Regions from separate parts of the Homo sapiens genome. Here all the other regions are linked to region 1. The links are chromatin loops, found by intact Hi-C in ENCODE. Cell type or tissue: heart right ventricle. All regions are shown on one strand.

Evidence for each region. Peaks named below come from ENCODE experiments on the same cell type or tissue, not always from the same donor. Only the 100,000 strongest peaks of a DNase experiment are listed, where the experiment ranks them.
Region 2: it touches region 1 in a loop (4-fold over the local background); 37 of 110 quality-filtered maps call a loop at or near these places.
Region 3: a loop joins it to region 1, with 4 times the contacts of the local background. A loop is called at or near these places in 17 of 110 quality-filtered maps.

What each region holds. Positions count from the first base shown.
Region 1 is chr12:42,126,524-42,134,523 of GRCh38, reverse strand. It overlaps GXYLT1 (glucoside xylosyltransferase 1), which reads left to right. Exons shown (of 8, transcript NM_173601.2): 2 at 4,673-4,765. Among named protein-coding and RNA genes, the nearest start is that of GXYLT1, 14 kb to the left of the region's middle. In heart right ventricle, CTCF peaks have their summits at 4,519 and 4,723 (motif pointing left); a DNase peak (open chromatin) is centred at 3,657.
Region 2 is chr12:42,565,596-42,573,595 of GRCh38, reverse strand. All of the region lies in intron 1 of PRICKLE1 (prickle planar cell polarity protein 1), which reads left to right. Among named protein-coding and RNA genes, the nearest start is that of PRICKLE1, 20 kb to the left of the region's middle. In heart right ventricle, CTCF peaks have their summits at 4,147 (motif pointing right) and 7,722; no DNase peak of the experiment used is centred here; H3K27ac peaks cover 1,412 bases.
Region 3 is chr12:43,336,099-43,344,098 of GRCh38, reverse strand. No RefSeq gene overlaps it. Among named protein-coding and RNA genes, the nearest start is that of LINC02461, 180 kb to the right of the region's middle. In heart right ventricle, CTCF peaks have their summits at 4,790, 4,994, 6,747 and 6,951 (motif pointing right); no DNase peak of the experiment used is centred here; H3K27ac peaks cover 1,779 bases.

The sequences.
Region 1 (8,000 bases):
AGCCTGGGCAACAAAGCAAAACTTTGTCTCTACAAAAAATTTTTTAAAAATTAGGCTTGGTGGCACATGCTTATAGTCCTAGATACTTGGGGACTGAGGCAGGACGATAGCTTGAGCCCAGGAGATTGAGGCTGTAGTGAGCTGTGTTTGTACCACTGCACTCCACCCTGAGCGACAGAGCAAGACCCTGTCTCAGAAAAAAGAACCATAATTATTAGATCAGAGACTAGTCTGAGATGAGGTATTGGATTGCAGTTTCTGACAGGGTCCAGGATTTGTCATTTTTTTACTTTTTCTTCTCTCTCTCTTTTTTTTTCTTTTGTCAGAGAGGGTCTCACTCTGTTGCCCAGACCTGGTGTGCATTGGCATGATCACAATTCACTGTAGCCTCAAACTCCTGGGCTCAAACTATCCTCCTAACTCAGCCTCCCGAGTAACTGGGACTACAGGCACACACCACCATGCCTGGCTAATTTTTTTTTTATTCTTTGTAGAGATGGGGTTTTGCCATGTTGCCCAGGCTGGTGTTGAACTCCTGGGCTCAAGCGATCCACCCACGTCGGCCTCCTAAAGTGCTGGGATTACAGGTGTGAGCCACTGTGCCCGGCCAGCATTTGCCATTTTTCACTGAAGGGAAAAGGAGGTAAGAGTTACTGGATTTAAAGAATTGTGTAACCTGGGTGTTGGTTAGGTCTCTCACCTTGCAGTATCTGAAATGACATTCTGTTACTCCCCACTAGACAGTATGATCCATGTCCATTTTACTCACTATAGTGTTGCCAGTGTTTGGCCTGTGTAGGTAGTCATTCAGTAGAAAATTTATTGATTTACCAAATGAATGGTTAGAGGAAAGTAGGATTTGGTACTGAGACGAGGACTGTGAACCGGATGCTAGTTTTCTGTGAGTTGGGGAGGAACCAGTAGGTTGGTAGATCAGAATGGTGTGGCATTGTGGCTCTTTTACATGGCTAGCAGTTGATGCTGGCTTTTGACTAGGAGCTCAGTGGAGGCTGTTGATCTGCATTCTCTCAAGTGGCTTCTGCATGTGCCTTGGGCTTCTTACAACGTGAAGATCAGGTTCAAAGAGTGTTCCAAGAAATAGGATGTGGAGCTCTTAAGGGAAGGGCCTGGACATTGGTACAGTATTATATTCAGTATTCTATTTGTCAAAGCAATCACAGAGCCCACTTAGATTCTGGATAAGGGGAGTTAGATCCTACTTGGTTGGTTGGTTGGTTGGTTTTTTGAGACAGAGTCTTTCTCTGTCACCCATGCTGGAGTGCAATGGAATGATCTTGGCTCACTGAAACCTCCGCCTCCTGGGTTCAAGCGATTCTCCTGCCTCAGCCTCCTGAGTAGCTGGGATTACAGGCAACCGCCACCACACCTGACTGATTTTTTTTATTAGAGATGGGGCTTCACCATGTTGGCCAGGCCATTCTCAAACTCCTGACCTCAAGTGATCCGCCTACCTTGGCCTCCCAAAGTGCTGGGATTAGAGGCATGAACCACTGCGTGCAGCAGATCCTACTTATTAATAGAAGTGTCAGATGTGTGATCATCCTTAATCCACCATACTTGGCACCTAGTTTGGTACTAGCAGAAGTGTAGGGCTCTTGGTGTGGCTCAAAGCTTCACAAAATTTAAACTCGTTACTGAGTTGTTCAATATGTTGGTCTTGTTGAATTTAATTCTCATGTCTGTGGCTTCGTCATCTTGCATCAACTTAAAAAAAAAAACAAAACAAAAACATTGCCCCCAAATACAGTTTAATTGTAATACTGCAAGAGGGTCTTTTGAGTTAGAAGCTCCCTGGTGGATATTTCCTGAGAACAGGGAGTTTGAGGTGTGCTCTCTAGCTCACGTGGGCGTTTTCTTGAGACTAACGAAGATCAAGTAGTTTCAGCAACTTCTGCATGTTGGCAACATACACGTTAACTTTTCTAGTCAAATATTTGTAGGAAGATATTTTTGAAATATGGGGTAGTAAAGATACGAAAATGTTAATAGTGGTGGGTAATTTGTTTCTTAGGCTTTAAAAAATTTTCTAAACGGTACTTAATAAAATGTATTGATTGAAGTATTCGTAGAAACACAAATTTTCAAAATTTAATCATTTTTAAGTTGGAGTAAACAGGATTATCATAAGAGAAATGATCAGTACTGCGATAAAAAAATTTCAAGCTGACTCTAGTTATTCCTTGATACACAATGTTTCTCATTCAGGTCTGATTTTAAGACTTATCTGCGGATATTGGTGAAAAATTCAGCTTTTTAGGCCACTTCTCTGGGGAGTCTTGATTAACTGGGTATGGGATAGGATCCTATATCTGTATTTTTAACAAGTGACCTGAGGACCAGGCAGGTTTGGAAAACAACACATAACTGATTTGTTTTGTAACTTAAAGTACAAGTTGAGGCTGCAAATGGTATTGTTAAATATATATAATTTTAATTAATTTTATAGAAAAATTGAATTTGTTTTTGAGATTTCTATTTCCATGTTTCACTGTTGTAGAGTTTGACAGGGGATATGGAATAACCTGATTAGTTATCGTCTTCGTAGAACAAAGGTACACATTAGGTGTTGATTGTAAATAAATTGTGCATTTGTTGAAATAAAGCTGTGCTATCATCTGTATCTGAAAGACGGAGATCATACCTACCTTAAAACGTTTCTAGTGAGTCTAAATGGGTGTGAAAGTGCTTGAATCTGAAAATAACTCTGTTAGTTGTTATTACCATCAATGAGTCTGACTGTGTGGTATGAAATCAAAGACTTAAGAAAATACATAGCCATGCCTGAGAGGGTACAAACACAGATTTTCTAATCAAGTCATAAGTTTTACCGATACATACACATTTTCTTCTCTTTCTGGTTCAGCCTTTTAAATGAAGATATGTAGCCTTTTGTGCTATGCTAGAATGTGGTGTCCCTTTAGAGGAAAACAAAGTTATAATGTAACTTTTTTCTGTTGGTTAAGAAATTCCAACCTTGTTCTTTATGCAGTAGTATACACAATTACTTAGGCAGCATTTTAAAAACCACCAGTGCCAGACCGTTTCTAGAGATTCTGATTTAATAGGTCTTGTGTGGCACCCTCTACCAGGGCTAAGAACCCCTGCCTTAGACTGTTGCCATTTGTGAGAGATGTGATCAGATTTTTGCAAATCAGAAATTTCATAGACCATTTGATATAAGCACAGTAACTCATAATTGAATTCATAATGAGAGAAAACAAAGCTGCATAGTGATGAGATAATGAAGTGACCTGGTTTAGTGACTCACCCTGACTTCATACATACTTTAGTACCCAGTGACTTTTAGACTATTATTTTGAAAAGAAATCACGATGAAAAACAATTTTTTTGTAATGTAAGGTGTTTTCTTTTTTCCGTTTTGGCTCCAACATGCAACCTAACAAGAAAGACCAGACTTGATCTTCCATTTTAGCTTGTATAATATGGAACTGAGATTATGTAGATAATGATACTAGGCTGTGAATATCAGCATGATTTTCGGGTTTTTTTGGGGCAGGGAGGGTGGTTAAAAATTTTTTTTGTTTTTGTTTGAGACAGAGTCTCTTTTGCTGTGTTCAGCCAGGCTGGGGTGCAGTAGCACAGTCACAGCTTATTGCAACATCAAACTCCTGGGCTCATGCCATCCTCCCACCACAGCCTCCTGAGTAGCTGGGACTTAAGGTAAATGCCACCATGTCCAGCTAATTTTTTATTTTTAGAGACGGAGTCTTGTTATGTTGACCATGCTAATCTTGAACTCCTAGCCTCAAGCAGTCTACCTACCTCAGCCTCCCAAAGTGCTGGGATTATAGATGTGAGCCACTGTGCCTGTCTGTGTATGTGTGTATGCATGTGTGTATATGTATGTATATATACACACAGCAGTGGGGTTGCTGGATCATATGGTAGTTCTATTTTCAGTTTTTTGAGGAATCTCTATATACTGTTTTTTTTTATAGTGACTGTAGTAATGTATGTTCCTACCAGCAGTGTATGAGTGTTTCCTTTTCTCTTCATACCTTTGCCAGGATTTGTTTTTTGCCTTTTTGATAATAACCATTTTAACTGGGTGAGATGTTCTCTCATTGTGGTTTTAATGTGCGTTTCCCTGATGATTAGTGATATTGACCATTTTCATATACATCTTGGCTGTTATGTTTTATTTTTCAGTTTAAAACACCATACAAGTAGTTTGGATTGAGGATTAATTTAAAAGCATTTAAAGATCTTCTTTTCCCTTTCTGCCAGTATTGGTGGCATTTTTATTATGTTTGAGGATAAGCAAATATTTTGTTTGTCCCAAAGGGATTTTGTTCTAGGGGTATATGTGTAGCCTGTGAAGAAAATTTTAGAAGACATATTTGTCTGTGTTATCTGAGGAGGGGATTTTATCAGGAGACTCTCCGACGGAAACACTGTTTCCCAATCTATAGTATAGTCTACCTTCAGGGTTTTAAAGTTCTATTTAAAATAATGGTGCCCTAAGTAAGGGAGAAATCAGTTTTCCAAAATCTTTATCATAGCAATTTGGATTTATAATTTTATTTGCTTTAAAATAGAACAGTAAGTTATCGTGTTACTGAGTAAATTCCTTGTTAGTTCCAAACCAAAATACTCACACAGGACTCTTATTTCTGTCTTACTCTGTTAGGTGTAAAGATTTCTCTCTGTGTTACTGGAATCCCTATTGGATGCTGCCCTCTGATGTTTGTGGAATGAACTGCTTTTGGGAAGCGGCTTTTAGGTAGGCACTTAATATTTAATTGGTAGATCAGTGTAGATAAGGTTAGATAGTTGATAATAAAACCTTTGTAATAGGATGTAAGAATGTTTCTTATGATATTATACAAATAATTTATTTTCTTATTGGGTTTTCTATTTTTCCCATTTTGTAGTTGTTATTGCTATTTTTTAGTACATACTGTGTATAAATGCTTTAAATTTTCTTAGATGTTATTAAGACAAACCACTGTTCTTAAGAGAATTTATGATCTAACTTTTGGTAACAGTTGATAAAGTGATAAACTAGGATAAAAATAGGCTTCTACTGACGTTTACAGATATATCTATATATATAAAATATGGCATTTATCTAAAAGCTTGTGTACTATAGTGGATGGGGACAACTGGAGAAGGATTATATTCGTTATTAGTAGAGAGATTGAATACTGGGAATAGGAGGATAAAGATAAGTATTTAATGGAGGAGCAGATGGAGGAGCAGCTCCTGGCTACTTCTTCCTTTAATGTTTATTGACCTTTTAAGTTACTGACTAGTTCGGCTTTATTCACTTCTCTGGATAATGAAGGTATTGGGTACTCTGACCTCTTAGGTCCCTTCCTGCTCTAATCTAGAATGAAAGAAACAGGTATTGATAAGAATACGATAAGGCAGTGACTCTCAGACTATCTCCCTGATACAGTGGCAGAGGAGAGTGGGGCAAAGGTTTGAAATGCTCTTCCCAAGAGTAAAATTCCTTAGAAGAGTATCTATTTACTGCGTCTTTATGATTCATTTAAATAGTCTAGGTTGGGTATGGTGGCTCACGCCTGTAATCTCAGCATTTTGGGAGGCTGAGGCGGGAGTATTGCTTGAGCCCGGGAGTTCAAGACCAGCCTGGGCAACAAAAGCAAGACCCTGTCTCTACAAATTTTTTTTTTAAATTACCCAGGCATGGTGGCATGCGCTGGCTTGGGTGGGAGGATTGCTTGAGCCGTGGAGGTTGAGGTTGCAGTGAGCTGTGATGACGCCACTGCTCTTCAGCCCAGAGCAAGACCCTGTCTCAAAAAAACAAATAAAATAAATATTAATTCTACTCATTATATTTGCCACACGCTGTGCTAGGTGGTAAGCACTGGACTCTTGGGTCAGGTTAATTGTGGCTCCATCCTTTTGGAGCTTACGTTCTGATGGGAGTTTCACACTAGTAAACCTGAAATTACAATAGAGTGTGACAAGTTGTTGCTATGATGAGTCATCTTAAAGCATCAGGGAAGACTTGGAGGGAGTGACCAGATGATGATCTGGAAATTAGCTAGTTTCAAGGACAGGAGGTGAAGTGTTTGAGATAGGAAGAACTTCATTTTTAAAAACTTTTAATTAAAAAATTTATTTTTAATTGACAATAATTCTATGTATTTATGGGGCATAAAGCGATGTTTTGGTGTCTGTATATATTGTGGACTGATTATATCAAGCTCATTAACATGTTTATCATCTTACATATTTATCTTTTTTTTGTAATGGGCACATTTAAAACCTATTCTCTTCGCAGTTTTGAAATAAACATAATTATCTGTAGACACCTTGCTGTGCAGTAGATCTTGAGAACTTATTCCTTCTGACTGGAAGTTTGTATTGTATTCTTTGGTCAACATCTTTCCATCACATACTCTCTCCCACCCCTTCACCTCCAGTGCCTGGTAACCACCATTCTCCTCTCTGTAAGAACTGCATTGTAAGTATCTATTAATTGTACATATTTGTAAATTCTTGCATTCTCAATACAGTATGCATCCCATGAAGAACTGGTGGGGAATAGGTTCAAATCAGATAGTTTAGTTATATCCTGTTGCTGTGGAAGAGATTGGGTGATTGAAATTTTAATATGAGCCAAGTAATATTCCAGCTTTTAAAAATTAACTTTTAAAGATAATCTAACCTTTCAGTTTGGTTATACTTTTGGATAATTGAAGTTTTGTATGTTTTCATTCTTACGAATATTTGCAAATGAATATAGTATTGACAAGAACCACTTTGCCTTGCCACATAATTCCACTAGCTTGAAGCTGGGTAAACTTGAAAAGTTCAGCATACTCTGATTTATACAACCCAGACCCTTTTGTAAATTACAGCGTGAGTAATAATAATCTTTCCTCCTTACTGACTGCAGGAGTGTCCCAGGGAAATTTACCTAGTCGGAATCCTGGACTCTCTGCTTACCATTCCTTTTGTTTTGGCTCCTCTAACTCATTTTCCTAATGCTCCCAAGTATTCCGTGGAATAAATCATATGTGGATGGATACATAATGTTGTAAGCCTTGTGCCTGTAACCTAAATTTGAGACTTCAGAAGTTATATGCCTTTCCTCTGTTATACTTTCTACCCGTAATATTGCATCCATTATATCATGCTATTACATTTAAAAAAAGCAAACATTTTGTGTCATATAATTATGTAAAAATTTCTCAAACTTAGTTTCTTATTTAGAACTAACGATTCCCTCACATTTAATCACCCTATTTCAAATATGCATACAAGCCCAAATGCCATACAACTGCCAAATCATTCTTGCCCTCCATCTCAGTATCTACTTTAATACTGGTAAAGCTTCTTTGGAATTCCCCTTTACTACCACTTTTGATGTCACATTCTGCCTGGCACCAGGGGGCCCTTAGTTGGGTACCTTACTTTCCCAACTTGAATTATTTGTATAACTTTGATCAAATATTATTTGGGTGATCATATTCTCCCAATTAATTTATTATACAGTGAACATAATATAAAAACTAAAATGGCCTCAACTCCTATTACAAGTGTTTTCATCATTCATATCATCATATGCTTTTACATAGTTGTGATTCTGGTGTAGACTAATCTTGAATTTTTTTTTTTTTTTTTTTCTTGAGACAGGGTTTCACTGTCTCCCAGGCTGGAGTGCAGTGGCATGATCTTGGCTCACTGCAACCGCTGCCTCCTGGGCTCAAGCGATTCTCCTGCCTCAGTCTCCTGAGCTGGGACTACAGGCATCTGCCACTGCGCCCAGCTGTTTTTGTAGAGAGGGGGTTTCACCATGTTGCTCAGGCTGTTCTCAAACTCCTGAGCTCAGGTGATCTGGCCGCCTCGGCCTCCCAAAATACTGGAATTACAGGCATGAGCCACCGCCCCCGGCCTAATCTTGAATCCTGAGCTTAAAATTTTAATACTTTTCAGTGTAGTATGGTCTTCATATTTCTCATGTCAATGGCAACACACTATTC
Region 2 (8,000 bases), 440 kb before region 1:
CCTGTCCCAAAATAATAATAATAATAATAATACAAAAAGAATCATACTTTCCTTTTCCTTTCTTTTATCTTAGAATAAAATACTTTCTCTGCCAATCTTTGGGAATAATGTTTAAGTCGCCTCTTTGTAGAAGCTAAAACCTTAACTCCTGTGAGTTAAAGAGAACTGATGGTATAATCCGAATTGCAGTTGGCCACATAGAGTCAATAAAGAGAAGAATAAATAGGAGTTTGTGAGTATGCCTCTAAAGCAGCCCAGCGCAGAATTGTCTCATGTGGACTTCTCCTTGTCTGTTGGTCTATTTGGCAAGCACATCTTGTAGTGGTCCTGGCTTGATGGCAATGCCCATTGAAGTAATTCTGTTATTTTGCTCTAATATTTTAAAGCAGCCCTCAGATATTGCTCTCGTTTCTCAAGTCAACTACTCCACAGAGCATTTTATTTATTTAGCCGTTAAATGTTTTAGTGTAAGTGAGTACAGTCTGATTAGCGATCAGAAACCGCTAAGTTTGTTTAGGCTGAAACACTCCTCCAGTGCCCAAGGAACTCACTGGATTAACTGATTTAAAAAAAAATTTTTTAAACATACAAGAAACTGAGGACCGTAGCCTGGATCTAAGGAAATCTATGTGCTTTGGGTTCGATGCTCTGCATGGGTGACCTACTAACTCTATGTAAGATTTTGTATTTGCAAAATGTTAGTAGTGATTTACTTCCTGGTGGTTAGAATAGGAATGGGTATGATTTTATTAAAATTTTTTTTCCTTTGAGACAGAGTCTTGCTCTGTTGCCCAGACTGGAATGCAGTGGTGCTGTCATGGCTCACTTGCGGCCTCGACTTCCTGGGCTCAAGTAGGCCTCCTACCTCAGCCTACCAAGTAGCTGGGACTACAGGGGCATGCCACCATGCCTTGCTGATTTTATATATATATATTTGTAGAGATGAGGTCTCACTTTATTGCCCAGGCTGGTCACAAACTCCTAGACTCAAATGACCCTTCTACCCCAGCCTTCCAAAGAGCTAGAATTACAAGCTTGAGCCTTGATTTTATTTTTTTATGCCATTCTCAGGTTTTTCAAAATGTGGGCTATAAGCACGTTATTTTAAAAACAAGTATTTTTAATTTATTTATTTATTTATTTATTTATTTATTTATTTAAGACAGAGTTTTGCTCTTGTCACCCAGGCTGGAGTGCAATGGCACAATCTCGGCTCACTGCAACCTCCAACTCCTGGGTTCAAGTGATTCTCCTGCCTCAGCCTCCCAAGTAGCTGGGATTACAGGTGCCCGCCCCCATGCCCAGCTAATTTTTTGTATTTTTCAGTAGAGATGGGGTTTCACCATGTTGGCCAGGCTGGTCTCGAACTCCTGGCCTCAAGTAATCCGCCCGCCTCGGCCTCCCAAAGTGCTGGGATTACAAGCATAAGCCACCGCGCCCGGCCTAGAGATATATTTTAAACAATGTTCCTGTGCTTAAATGTTCCAAAGTAGAGATGAAGATCATCTGGGATATTAATAATTTTTTTAAATCTGCAAATGTTTATATATCTTTCAAGGTTAATTGTATTGTGAAATCTGCCCAAATTGTTTACACTTAAAATTTCTCTCTCATTCATTCATTTGTTCATTCAACAAATACTTACTGAAGAAATATAATATAGACATAGTCCTTTATATCACAAGAAAGGGGCTGATGGGTAAAAGGAAAAGAAAAGGAAAGTGAAAGATGTAACCCACAGTCTTTGTCCTTCAAGACTTCACTATGTAGTGGGGCAGGACTGGGGCATGTACTCATACAGGTACCTCTGAAATGGGGAGAAAAGATGATTGGCCTCTATAGCAAATGAGCTCTTTGATGCACAGTGATAGTAAATGACTTTCATGAGGCTGTATGTTAATATCAGTACCAAAACACCCAGGACACCTGAATTCCTCTTAGGGGTTCATACTCCTGCATCATAAAAACAAGCGTAAGCTCCCGTCCATCAGGTGGGTCTGAAAAGTCATCACAATCCCTGCTGCTTTCCAAGCCCAAGGCCTGGGACCAGGGAGTTCATCTGCTTCCTCAGACAAGACCAACCCCAAAACTGCCTGCAGACTGAGGCTAGGATCCACCCCTCACCAGCTTTAAACACAGCCTGGGTTTGTGCTGGATGGTGTCACCCTTCTGTAGGCTGGTTTCAATTATTTTGGTTTTTAGCTTCTTTTTGTATTCTCTTGGAGGAGACAAAGCCTGTAATTTTATTCCTGTAATACCTCTTCATAAAACCAGTTTACTGATCTTTTTTTTTACTCTGAAACTCATACCAAATCTATGATATACAGCAGTCCAAAATATTTGCGTTTTTTTCTTTTATAATATTAACACATGAAAAAAGTTACCATTCATTATGTTTACCTCCTTTCACAGTTCAAATAGGGTAAATTTTAGTCTCTGTTTCTCAGTGGCTGGATAAAGGCAGAATTTGACAGGCAATTTGAGGGGATTTGTGTAATAAAGCCTAGAAAACTAAACGTTTTGTATGTGTTAAGACAACCTTTGGGTCAAAGTTAAATTCACACAAACTATTGCATAGTAAATTAAACTGAGTTATTGTTGACATTAATATGTAAATGCTTGTAAAAATAATCTAGCAGATATACAATATAGTTACTTTAAAATAAGGCTAAATATTCTATTCTTTATTTTGATTGGATATTTTAAAGGTTATATAATAATTTAATAATTTTCAAGAACTTACTGAATACAGAATTTTTATGTATTTATTTATTTAGAGACAGAGTTTTGCTCTGCTGCCCAGGCTGGAGTGCAGTGGTACAATCTCGGCTCACTGCAACCTCCGCCTCCCGGGTTCAAGTGATTCTCCTGCCTCAGCCTCCCAAGTAGCTGGGATTACAGGCACCCACTACCATGCCTGGCTAATTTTTGTATTTTTAGTAGAGACAGGATTTCATCATGTTGGCCAGGCTGGTCTCGAACTCCCGACGTCTGGTGATCCACCCGCTTCGGCCTCCCAAAGTGCTGGGATTACAGGCATGAGCCCACTGTGCCCAGCCCAGGAATTTTTACTTTTAAGAGGCACATTTGAATTTGGAAATCCACTGAAGTGGATATGAAAGAACTTTCCTAAAGGATTTTTTTTACTTATGAATAAACTAGGTGTTTTCTAGAAAGAGAAATATGGGTGCCATTCAAAATTGCCTAATCATAATTCTGTGAGCTGTTGAAATCAAACAAATGCCTTGATCAGTTGAGCTGCCAGATGGAATTTTATCTAAAACCAGTTCAGCTGCTTTCATACTTCAGGACTCCTGTGAATTTTATCACAAAATTACTTCATACTCCATTTGGAAGGTAGTTACTTAAGCATGGAGTATGACAATTGTTTAACAGTGCACAGTGAAACTTAAATAATTTTTGACTCAAGGAAGGGAGCTATATCTAATTGAAACATCTAGGGTAATTCAGGTAGGCGGTCATAACCGCTCAGGTGTCATGCACTATTCCAATTCAGATTGGCTAATGAGCCTATAAGGCTTTGCCTTGCTTTTCTTGAAAGTTTACTTGTCCATTAGCACAGTGCCACCTAACATCACGCTGGGACATTGATTTCGAATTGATTCACAAAGAAGTGCCGGGGGTCACTTAGTGACTATCTAGTCAATAGCAGGTGTCCTCTGCAGATCTTTCATTTCAGAGTCTGTGCTGTTTAGCTGATGACACAATCTTTCAGCTTTACCATCCCGAGCAGAATTTCCCAATGCCACAATGCTCATCTTAAACATGAAGACTGGTGAAGTGATATGTTGCCATTATTGATGCATCTGTTCCAGAGATTATGTCACCACAAAGGAGTTAATTGGTCTTGTTTTGAGGGTCATGTTTAATTGCATAGGTCAGCAAAGGAAGATAAATGACTACTTCTTTAAGTCTGTGCCTCACTTTTTCTCTAAGACAGCTGAAACAGTACAATCGATTTCCTTATCGCCACAGCTGGCACCATAAGAATGACATACAAGCTGAAAAAGATTACTGGTATATAAAAACCTGAGTTAATGAGTCCAGATAGTTAAATATAGAATATGCTTAAACCGACTTGCTCACAGAAATCTTCCCACATCCAACAGGAAGAAAGGAGGCACTAGATGGCAGTCTTCAACAAACTTGAAATGACATTTCCTCTTAAAAGAAATGCATTACTTAAAAGCAGTCATGTCTGTTCTGAATGAATTTAGGCTTGAGCTCTGCATCATAAAAATTGCAACTCTACGGGCATTATGTACTTTAATGTCACATTATCGAATTTTGTTTTTAAATGTAAAATGATTCCATATATACTTTAAAGGTCCATTGCTAAATTAATTACTGAGTTATTTTAATACCTGTTTTAACTTTACATTTTAAGATGCCATCAGAGAGCTTGTTTCAGGATGTAACAGCTAGGGAAAAATGATGGTATATCCATTAAGTGAAAAATTATGCAGCTGTCAAAAAATAAAGATGTAGAGATAAAGTAGTATGAAAGGATATTCAGGACATATTTAAGTGGAAAAGGCAGATTATAGACTAGTATGTATGGTGTGATCATTCTTTTATGGAAAATAGTATGCCTTCACTGTGTATTGGTATGTCAGTGTTGCTCTCTGAGAGATGGGACTATGGATTATGGATTTTTTTTTGTTTCTGCTTATCATTTTTCTATCAAAAAACATATTTCAGTAGACACCAGGGACTACAAAAGATGGGAGGGTAGAAGAGGGTTGAAGAATGAGAAATTACCTATTGAGTACAATGTTCACTGTTCAGGTGATGGCTACACTAAAAGACTAGACTTCGCCATCATGCAATATATGCCTGTAAGAAATCTGCACCTGTACCCCCTAAATCTATAAAAACAAATTCAATTAAAAGATATATTTCTTCTGAATTATGATAGTTTTTAAGATGTACATAATAGAATAAAATTGCCTTGCTGATCTGAGATGAACTTTTTGAAAATACTGCTTACAGTCATTTCATTTTATTCATCAAGCGTATTTGCCACCTTACCCTATGTGCTTTCTCATGTTGCTCAGTTAGTATTTACACCATGAGATTTTTGTTATTTAAAATAATGCGGGCTGGGCATGGTGGCTCACGCCCATACTCCCAATACTTTGGGAAGCCAAGTGGGAGGGTCACTTGAGCTCAGGAGTTTGAGACTAGCCTAGGCAACATGGTAAAACCCAGTCTCTACAAGAAAATACAAAAATTAGCCAGGTGTGGTGGCATGCACCTGTGGTCCCAGCTACTTGGGAGGCTGAGGTGGGAGGATGACTTAAGCCTGAAAGGCAGAGGCTGCAGTGAGCTGAGATCAGGCCACTGTGCTCCAGCCTGGGCAATAGAGCCAGACCCCATCTCAAAAAATACATATGTAAAATAAAATAATGCAAAAAGTGTTCCCTATTTTTCAAAGCATAGTGAAAATGAGGCTATATATATTAGCAAATTCTAGGCAGATCTCAAGGATGATTTATATGTTAATTTACTTTCTTTAGTTTCATATCCAGGTAGGTACTTACTGGACCAGATTCCATTCACAATGAACATTTATGAAACACCAAAGATGTGCAAATCATACATTATTGAGAATTACAAATATTGGATTGTGAAGGAGATGAAGGTTTTCAAGGGTTATTTTTCCCTATGAGCTATTCTTCATCTGTGTGTATGTACATGTGTTTAGAGAGGAATGTGGAATGTGTATCCCCACCTAAAGAAGATAACGCTTATACCTCTTTTTTTTTTTTTTTTTTTGAGATGAAGTGGCACGATCTTGGCTCACTGCAACCTCTGCCTCCCGGGTTCAAGCTATTCTCCTGCCTCAGCCTCTCGAGTAGCTAGGATTACAGACAACCACCACCGCGCCCAGTTAATTTTGTATTTTTAGTAGAGACGGGGTTTCACCATGTTGGCCAGGCTGGTCTTGAACTCCTGAACTCAGGTGATCCATCTGCCTCAGCCTCCCAGAGTGTTGGGATTACTGGCGTGAGCCACCGCACCTGGCCAATAATGCTTATACTTCTTATCTTCTCTCTTGGACATTGATATCTTTGCTCCTATACTACAGATAGAGAAGAATGTCATTTGGGGAAAAAATTGAAGTATTTTTAGAAATTAATAACAACACACCAAAAGTTTACTTCCATTTGAGAAATACTCCAGAAATAATCTGGCAAGACTGAAAATTTCTATAGCAGACTGTACTGTAGTAGTCTTCATAAAACAAGTTCACAAAGTACAGTTCATTCATAAAGAGTCAGTGTAGACTTTTGGGGAATATTAGAGATCATTGAAAAGAGTATCCTGCTCTTAATAGAATACCTGGCACAGAATATGTATTCAGTAAATATTTGTTCAATAATAGATGGTATCCATCGAGGAGCTTTGATCCATCAATAGACCATCCGGATTGAAAACCTCTGTATACTTGGCGTAAGGAGCTTTAGACAAGGGTACAATGGCTCAATCTGCTGGACATTTTGTTAAGGTATGTTGATCCCCCATGAGCCCAGTTTAGTTCCATTGTGAATAATTATTTAAAATAGTAATATTAAATAATCATCTCTTTGCCCCTCATATGTTTTATTTTCTGCACCCTGAACTTTGAGGTCCTTGAGGAAAACAACTGCAGTATTAAGAGTTTCTATTTTAGAACCAAGCATATGATAGTGGCTCAAAAACTTTTTCTTTGATGAGCAGATTAAATGTTTCTCAATTGAAAAGCCAAGTTTAGGACACCAGACCCTGATGACTGTATTAACCCCAGTGAGAGTCACTGTCCACTTCTTTATCTCTGGTGCCTGGCTTGAAATAGCACAAAATGTTTGATGAATGGAAGGAGGGTGGAAGGGAGAGAGAAAGAGAGAAATTTAATTAAAGATTCAGAGTTTAAGAATGATTTTACACACATTCTCATTTAATCCTAATAACAAACCTGTAGGTCAATTGTCTCATTTTATAAATGAAGAAACAGGTTCCAAATGGTTGAGAGAATCCCTGTGGTCACACAGTTATTGAACATTAGCAGCCAGCAGAGAATGCAGATGTTCTTACGCAGGTCTGGTCCACTCTACCAGCTTGCTTGAGGCCCACATTTGGAGTACTCTCTGTCTCACAGCCACTTCCCCCTCCAATTTCTGTTTGCCATCATCCATCCTCAAACCCTCTCCACCGTGTGTATCCTTCTAGGTTAGTAGCTTCAGCAACCACCGAGTTATTCAACCTAGAAAACTGGATGTTATCCTTAACTCCTGTTCTCATTTTCACATTCATTCAACCACAGGTCCCATCTAATTTGCCTCCTGGACATTTCTGGAACCAGCTTCCCCCTTCCCTCCATTCTTTCGTCCCATTCAATAACCCACCTAAATCCAGGCTTCTGGCCTCTTCCACAAAGCAGAGTGATCCGTCCAAAATGAGGATCTCATGATACCACACCTTTGATCCAAATGTGCTTCTACTAAGAGCCCTCCACAGCCCGCTCTGCACTCCTTCACAAACCTCCTGCCAGTCTCTCCCTGGCCTTTGACCATCTCGCCACACAGACTGGCTTCCATTGTCCCACATATCTTGCAGGGTACAATCACATGTTTCCTGTCCCTCCTCTGATCCCCGGTTCCTTGTTCTGGCTCATTTTAGGAGAATATAGTACTCACCAAATCAGACTTCAAAGCAGGAGACTTGAAACAAAGCCCTCGCAGCTCCCAGAGGGCAGTGTGGCTCTTCCTTCAGTCCCTTAGCCCAGTCTGTCCTCAGCACTCTCCTGTCTCACCAGCCTCTGGGATCCTGACTGAGGTCGGGGCTGGTTTAAAAAGAGAAAAAGAAGGTAGGGAAACTGGATGTGCATGAAAAGCAATTAGCAAAAATAAAAAGCAGATCTAATCAAGTACACATAACAAATGAATAAACCCGCAGGATTGGCCAAGCTCTGTATGACTGCTTTGGTTGTTGTGGGG
Region 3 (8,000 bases), 1.2 Mb before region 1:
CTTTTCTTTCCACCATGATTGTAAGTTTACTGAGGCCTCCCCAGCTATGCAGAACTGTGAGTCAATTAAATGTCTTTCCTTTGTAAATTACCCAGTCTCAGGCAACTCTTTATAGCAGCATGAGAGTGGACTAGTACAGCCACTGAAATTCAGAAGTAGGTCTAAGATTTCCCACTGTTGAAAACATCACTGGCTAGGCACGGTGGCTCACACCTATAATCCCAACACTTTGGGAGGCCAAAGCAGGAGGCTCACATGAGTTCAGGGGTTCAGGACCAGCCTAGGCAACGTAGTGAGACCCCATCTCTACTAAAATTTTTTAAAATTATCAGAGCATGATGGAGTATGCCTGTAGTCTCACCTACTTGGGAGGCTGAGGCAGGAGGATTGCTTGAGCCTGGGAGTTTGAGGCTGTAGTGAGCCATGATTGTGCCACTGCACTCCAGCATAGAAGACAGATTGAGACCCTAACTATGAAAAAAAAAGAAAAGAAAGAAAACATAACTTGTTTATCCATTGCCTCATTTAAGAAACACTGTTTATATACGTACCCTATGAAGAGCTAGGGATACAATTCTAAGTACGTAACTTTTCAACCCTCATCATGCTTACATTCTAGTGTGGGAGCTAGGCATATGCAAAGTAAGTGAATTTGGTTGTGACAGTGCTATAATTCAAGTTGGTGCAGGGTACAATGGGACAAAGAGGAAGAATTAATCTGGTTCATTTAGACTTGGGCTGTGTAGTGGGAAAATATTTTATAAACCCTGCTCATATCTTCAACACATGAGTAGACAAAGCCAGCTTTAAAAATTAGAATTTTTTTTGTTTGAAAGGAAAGGAAATCCGAACTTGAAGAGGCTCTAATCAAAGGCTTTTCTTAGAGAAACCTTCTGGTTACAGCCACTCTGTGAGCTGGGGTAACATAGGCCTCCCCCTCACTGCAGAGATGCTGGATAAGATAGAGCAGCAGCAACCACAATATGCATAGCCAAGCTCAAAGTGCAGAGGGAAATGAACAGTCATTCTAATGTTGTATACTCAGAAAAATAGCAATAAATGTGGAATAAAGTTATTTTCATACAAAGACTGTGTTTCCTACTCATGGACCCTTGCTCAATGACCTACTCATGGACCCTTTACTGACCATTAAAATTTTTACATCAGTAGTAAAGGCATGGATCTCAGAATGTAAATGCAAAGATTTAGTTAACATTTGTGTAAATCTGAATAAGCCCTGACTGCAAAAACTAACAATAAAAATGTCCTTTTTTAAAAAATTAAAATGCTGACCTACAACGAGTTTGAAAGAGGTAGGAGGGTGATTTGTAATTAAAGCTTTCTGAAGATCTCATTTTCTTTGGGAATAAAGTAGAGAGATAAAATTCAGACTTTAGTTAAATAAGCATGTTTAAAATTATAAGGGTGACTATTGAAAGTTCTAACTTCTAAACAAGGATAGGAGAAAGAGAATATAAACAAAACTTCATCAAGGGAGGAGATATGGAGGAAAATAAAATAAGCAAAGAGAAAGCATGGTAAAAAATAGCACAAAATAGGCAGTAAAACTGAATCAAGATATATCAGTAATTTTGGTTTTGTTTTCGTTTTTCAAGTCCAGCTTATGTGCTTTAAAGAAATGCATATAAAACGTAGTGATTGAAAAAGTTAAAAATAAGGGGTTGAGGAAGAGATATTTTAGGTAAGTATGAACCTTGTAGAATTACTAAAATTTGCAAAATGTTCTTTAAGCCTAAAGCATTGGAAAAGGTAAAGACAGTTATTACAAACAACTATTACTGAAAAAGTGTCCTGATCCAGACCCCAAGAGAGGGTTCTTGGACCTTGCCCAAGAAACAATTTGGGGTGAGTCCATAGAGTAAAGTGAAAACAAGTTTATTAGGAAAGTAAAGGAATAAAAAATGGCTACTCCATAGGCAGAGCAGCAGCATGGGCTGCTTGTGTAAGAATACTTTATTTTTTCATTATATGCTTAACAAAGGGTAGATTATTCATGAGTTTTCTAGGAAAGGGGTGCGCAATTCCTGGAACTGAGGGTTCCTCCCCTTTTTAGACCATGTAGGGTAACTTCCTGATGTTGCCATGGCATTTGTAAACTGTCATGTTGTTGATGGGAGTGTCTTTCAGTATGCTAATGCATTATAATTAGCATATAATGAGGAGTGAGGATGACCAGAGGTTACTTTCATTGCCCTCTTGGTTTTGGGGGGTTTTGGCCGGCTTCTTTACCACGACCTGTTTTATAAGCAAGATCTTTGTGACCTGTATCTTGTGCCAACTTCCTATCTCATCCTGTAATTAAGAATGCCTAGCCTCCTGGGAATGCAGCCCAATAGGTCTCAGTCTTATTTTACACAGCCCCTATTCAAGATGGAGTCACTCTGGTTCAAATGCCTCTGACACAACCAGAGAAAATATTTATCAGAAACTTAGGGCAATCCTGAACCCACGCACCCAAACTCATAGCTTCAAAATATAAAAAGTAAAAATGGACAGAACTACAAGAAAAAATGTGAAAATGTAATGGTGTCAGAAAATTTAATTTGGATATTAAAAACAAAACTTCCAAACAACTTGTAGGTTGGAGAAAGACTCAGTATATTTTGTAATTTTAAATAAAAGCAAAACACGATCACAGCTTGTAAGATCAATGTTAGCAACAAAAGGAAGCAAAAAGAAGACAAACTAAGGATAGGACCTGTTTGGGAAACCCTGGGACACATGAAGAGAATCATCTGGCCTGATATTCCTCCAGATGTTTTGAACTGAAAGACTTCTGAACTTTCTGAGCCTACAGGAATGGCCAGCCTCTCCCTAGTATGAACCAGTACACCCTGCATTCTGGAAGATGATGCAGAGGCCCCTCTTCCACAAAGTTTTAGGTACCTCTTTCTGGATCTGCCCTTCCCTCTCCTCCTGGGCACTAGGACACTGGACCTATAAGTAGGATTAAGTCACAGCATGACCCAGCTAGGGACTTACTGGGCTTTATAACAAAGGAAAAGAGATATTTCCCAAAGGAGCTGCAAGACCTAGCCAACATGTACTGGCAGAAGCTGGAGAAGTGGCATTTGAGGGGGCCTGCCCTGCTGAGAGTTATGGAGATAGTCAACAGAACACGTTATCTAAAGGGTCAAAATATGAGGGGAGTCAACAAGGGCATTACTCAGCGTCTACCAGTAGAAGACATCAAAAGAGGCCAAGCACAGTCATTCTTTGCCAAATTTTTGGACTTGAGGCAATTTTCAGACTCAACACCCATTGACTGAGGAGTGGCTTGGTCCCCAGGAGGAAAGACTGCCAAACCCCAGTGAATTTATATGCTAATAGTTTTCCCAATCCTTCCTCTGAAACATCTATGGACATTTACTCAGATATTGTGCACTAAGGAAATGGGAACGTCTATGCATTTCAGAGACCATTAGATACTGTGTCTGAGATAATACTTACATCTGGAGACATGAAATGTCATCATAACCATTAGGATGGGGTCCAGATAATAAATGGAATCCTGGCTATGTTCTGATTTATATGGGGTTCGCTAGGTCCATAGATCCATAGGTCCACCTGGTGATCATTCCTCTAATCTGAAGGTACAACTGGGATTGAAACACATGGCAGTTGGTACAATTTCACATTGGGTCCTTGGCCTGTGGGGTGAGATTTGTCATAGTAGGGAAGATGGAGGTCTCCAAATCTCACACCCAGTCTGGAAGTCTTATCACATTGTGGAGGTAGTGATATTGAGGGAGGATGGCAGAGATTAGTGCCCTTAAGGATCTAATGAATCCAGGTTCCGGGGATAGTGTTTCCCATCTTATTTCCATTTAATTCACCAGTTTGTATGCTGAAGAAACTGGATGAATCCTAGAAGATGACTATAGCCTACCACAAACTCAACCAAATAGTAATTGTCAACACAGTCTTGGTGGCAGAAGTGGTATCTTTGCTATAACAGATTAATATGACCTCAGACACATGGTCTGCAGCCACTGATTTACCAAATTTGTTCTTTTCTATCCCCAAAAGGAAAGAAGATTAGAAATAGTTAATAATCACATGGATTGGACCCAAAAAGTTACATTTACAATTATGCTTCACCTCAAGACTGTATTAATTTTCTCATCTTCTGTGACAGTCATACTCCAAAGAAATATGGATCATGTGGTCATCTTTGATCATCACATTGATCCATTACATTGATGGTTATATGTAGACTGGATTAGATGAGCAAGAAGTGGATGATGGAGGTCTTGTTAAATAAAACATACCCACTGCAGAGGAGGGGAGATAAACCCCATAAAAATGTCAGAAACCTGACAGAAACCTATGAGTTTAGGGATTTTAGTGATCAGAGCTCTGCTGGGACATCCTGTCCTGATAAAAATCAAACCTTCGTATCTTACAGCTCTTACCATGAAAAAGAGAGCAAAATAGCTGGAAGACTTCTTCGGGTTCTGAGGCAACATATTCTACAACTAAAAACACTGCGTTGGCTCTTATACTGAATTATGGGACAGTGTGTGAGTTCTATGAATTGGGTCTAGAATGGGAAAGGGCTTATAGCTCATTCAGGTTGGGGTCCAGGCAGCCCTGCCACTTGGACCATGTGATCTGACAGGCCCTATGGTGCTGGAAGTATCAATGGTGAGAAAAATGTCATGTGGAATTTGTGACAAGACTTAGGCAAAGAATCACAATGCAAGCCCTGGAGGTTCTGAAAAAAGGCCATGCCATGTGCAAAGAATTATGTTTTTCAAAACAACACCTGGTGTAATATTCTGCTGAAAGCCATTTTATTTTACTACTTAAAATTAGTTCACACACCAATGTTTCATTTTAATATGAAAATCAGCATAAAATAAGGACATAAAAAAATCCCTGATAAGGGTACTAAAGCAGAAGTAACACAAATCATGCTCAAATGCTGGAGTTGGTGCCCCTTTGACATTATGAGTCACAGTCAGTAGAGGATGCTGTTGCCTTTTATAAAGCTTTTCCAAAGAGCTTTCAAGGACTGTGACCTCTAATAAGGGCAGGAAGGAAAAATGAAAGTGAGTAGCAGGGATGGTGACTTCCTGCTGAGCAAAATAGCAAGGACTGAAATAGCTCTCAGAAGGCAAGGGAGATTATAAGCAGATGGAGGCTTTGGTGTCAAAACTGCCCTGAGAGCAATCTCTAAGGTGATTTTAAAGACAAGGAAACTAGATAATTGAGGTGCTTTTACACTGCTATCTCCTCCAGCATGTAATATAGTCATCATAAAAGTAGACTATTGCTGGATTTTTTTTGTAGCCTAATCTTCATTAAACAAAATTGTCCTAACATAGGATTTTGATCAGGATAACTTTAGATTTACTTCATTGCTTTTTGATGTTTTGGCAAGGTCAGGTGTGTGTACTGAGGTTTGCAACATTTTTCCTATTGGCCCAGACTGTAGGTTTCTTTCATTTGTGCATAGAGATGTGTCTCAGAATATGTTCACAAATCATGATAGAAGTCATCAACACAGACATTTGAACAGGGCTGGGGGGCCTTTAAGAGGGCAGGAGTAGATAATATGAGCCAAGAATGAATACCAGTTCTACCCTTCTCTGCCTGAATTCAAACAAGTTGTTCCACTACTCTTATTTCTTTGTCAGTTTCTTGATTTCTTTGTTTGTAAATTATTCACAGCAGTGGTTTAGCCATCAGTATGTGTTAGCTATTATTCAGCAATTGTTTCCGTTGTCTCGTTGCACTTTCACAACAAGGTTAAGATGTGGGTGGATAAAGTATTTTTGTCATCACTTTAAAGAGGAAAAAGAGGATGTTAGGAGAGTTTGAATTGTATGCTGCATTCTTACACCTAACAAATAAGAGTGGGATTCCAATGCAGCTTTGTCAGAAGTCAAAAACCATGCTCTTTTTTTGGTAGATTGCACCAATGTTTCCGGTGTAATCGTTCACTGGCATGAAGATTACCTGTGCTTCCTGGTGAAAGGCACCTGCCAAGTCAGTGGGCATGCCCTCAGGCCTGGGGTTCTGCATTTCAAACCTGCTCTCAGGTGGCCAGCAGCTCAGCAGCATTTCCTGGGAGCTCATTAGAAATAAGAATCTTGGCCCCAGATCCACTGAATCAGAAGTTACATTTTAACAAGATCCCTAGAAGATTTATTTGTTTGTTAACTTAGAAAGCATTGATCTAGACCAAGAGGTAGGCAAATTTTGTGTAAATCACCAGATAGTAAATATTTTAAGCTTTGCAGTCTCTAGTGATTCTTTTGCATGTTAGTCTTAGAAGTGCAGGTTTGACTCATACTTTCCTCCTTCATGAGGGTAGAGTGGTTCTCTGATGAATTAAGGTCTCAATAGGGACATGTAGGTACTTCTTATCTTTGGACAGACCCATCAACTTTAGGTTCTAAATGCCTGCCTGATAACAATATATCTTCTAGTGGAAAAGCACCTAAGTCTGTGAGCACTGAAATTACAAGTGAGCAAAAGTCTTTGACTCCATGTAAGTCTTAACCACCATTTTTTGGTGATTCTTTGTAAACTCTTAAGTACAGCACAAATATACAGCACAAATATACTGAAACAAGAATCTTAATGTCAGTGTTGATAGGAACACTGTGGGGTTCTTGATGGAATGCAGATGGGCTGCATCACAAGGAACTCTGATTGAAAGTTCTAGAAAAGGCCCAGGAATCTTCCTTGTAAGCCTATCTCACAGGTGATTCTGAAGCAGGTGATCCAGGGATACCTTGGAAAACCCTAGCTCTAGCCACTGTACCTGAAACTAGATTTGGTACCTATGGTAGAAGATTATGAACGAATTCTCAAGAAGAAATGACAGTGAGATTTCAAATGATTTTTTTCTTTTAATTTTGGTGACTGAATCTGATGTCCCCAAGTTTACAAAATGGCTGGATATATCCACTAGAGGTCATGATTGAGTCTATATCAAGACCAGATTACTGTTAGGATTCTCACATATTTTGGTCTCAGAATCACTTTAAACTCTTAAAAATAATGAAGACCTCAAAGAGCTTTTGTTTAGGTAGGTTATATATTTTTATTTAGTTGAGAAATAAAAACTGAGAACCTCTAAAAATATGTATTAATTTATTTTCAAATACCTATAATACACCATTACATGTTTATATAAATAATATATTTTTATGAAAAATAAACATTTTCCAAAAACAAAAACATGATTATTGAGAAAAATGGCAAGTGTTTATGCTTTTGTAAATCTCTTTAATGTCTTGCTTAAGAGAAGACACCTGGATTGTTACATTACTTCACACATCTTGGAAAACTACACTGAAAACTCTGGGGCAGTGAGAGTGACAACTGCTATTACTGTCATAGTATTAGGAAAATAGTTTTGACCTCATAAAACCCCTCATGAGACTCATTTGAGGACCCCAAGATTCCTAAGACCATACTTTGAAAAACACTGCTTAGAATAAAGATAAAGCCAGCATTTCACAACCTGGGGAATAAAAGTCTAAATTTTTTATTCTGGCATTTCAGACCTTTCCAATCTGCCACCAACCATCTTTTCTAATGTTTATCTCCTATTTCTCTACTAGCTAAAATTTGTAGTTATACCAGTTGGTATTAATCTTCTCATTATTTTCCTATTTTTGGGTCTCTGCTCTTGTGTTTTTGTGTCTCTGCTCATTTTAGTTTTTCTCATTGAATCACTCTCTGTTAAATCTTCTGTATTAGCACTGTATCAAATATAAGATTTTTAATTACAAACTTTCAGTTTGAACTTTCTATGTTCAGAGTAAGCTACCTTTCCAGAAATATTTTTCTTACTTTTAGCCTACTGCCCTTGTATTAAATGACATCCTTAAATATTAATGTCTATGATGGTCATTTCAGTATGAATTCTGTTTCCCTTTGCTAAGTTGAAAGTTCTCTGAGGATGCCTTTCTATACCAATCACACTTTGCACAGGTTTTTTTTTTCTTTCTGAACATGTA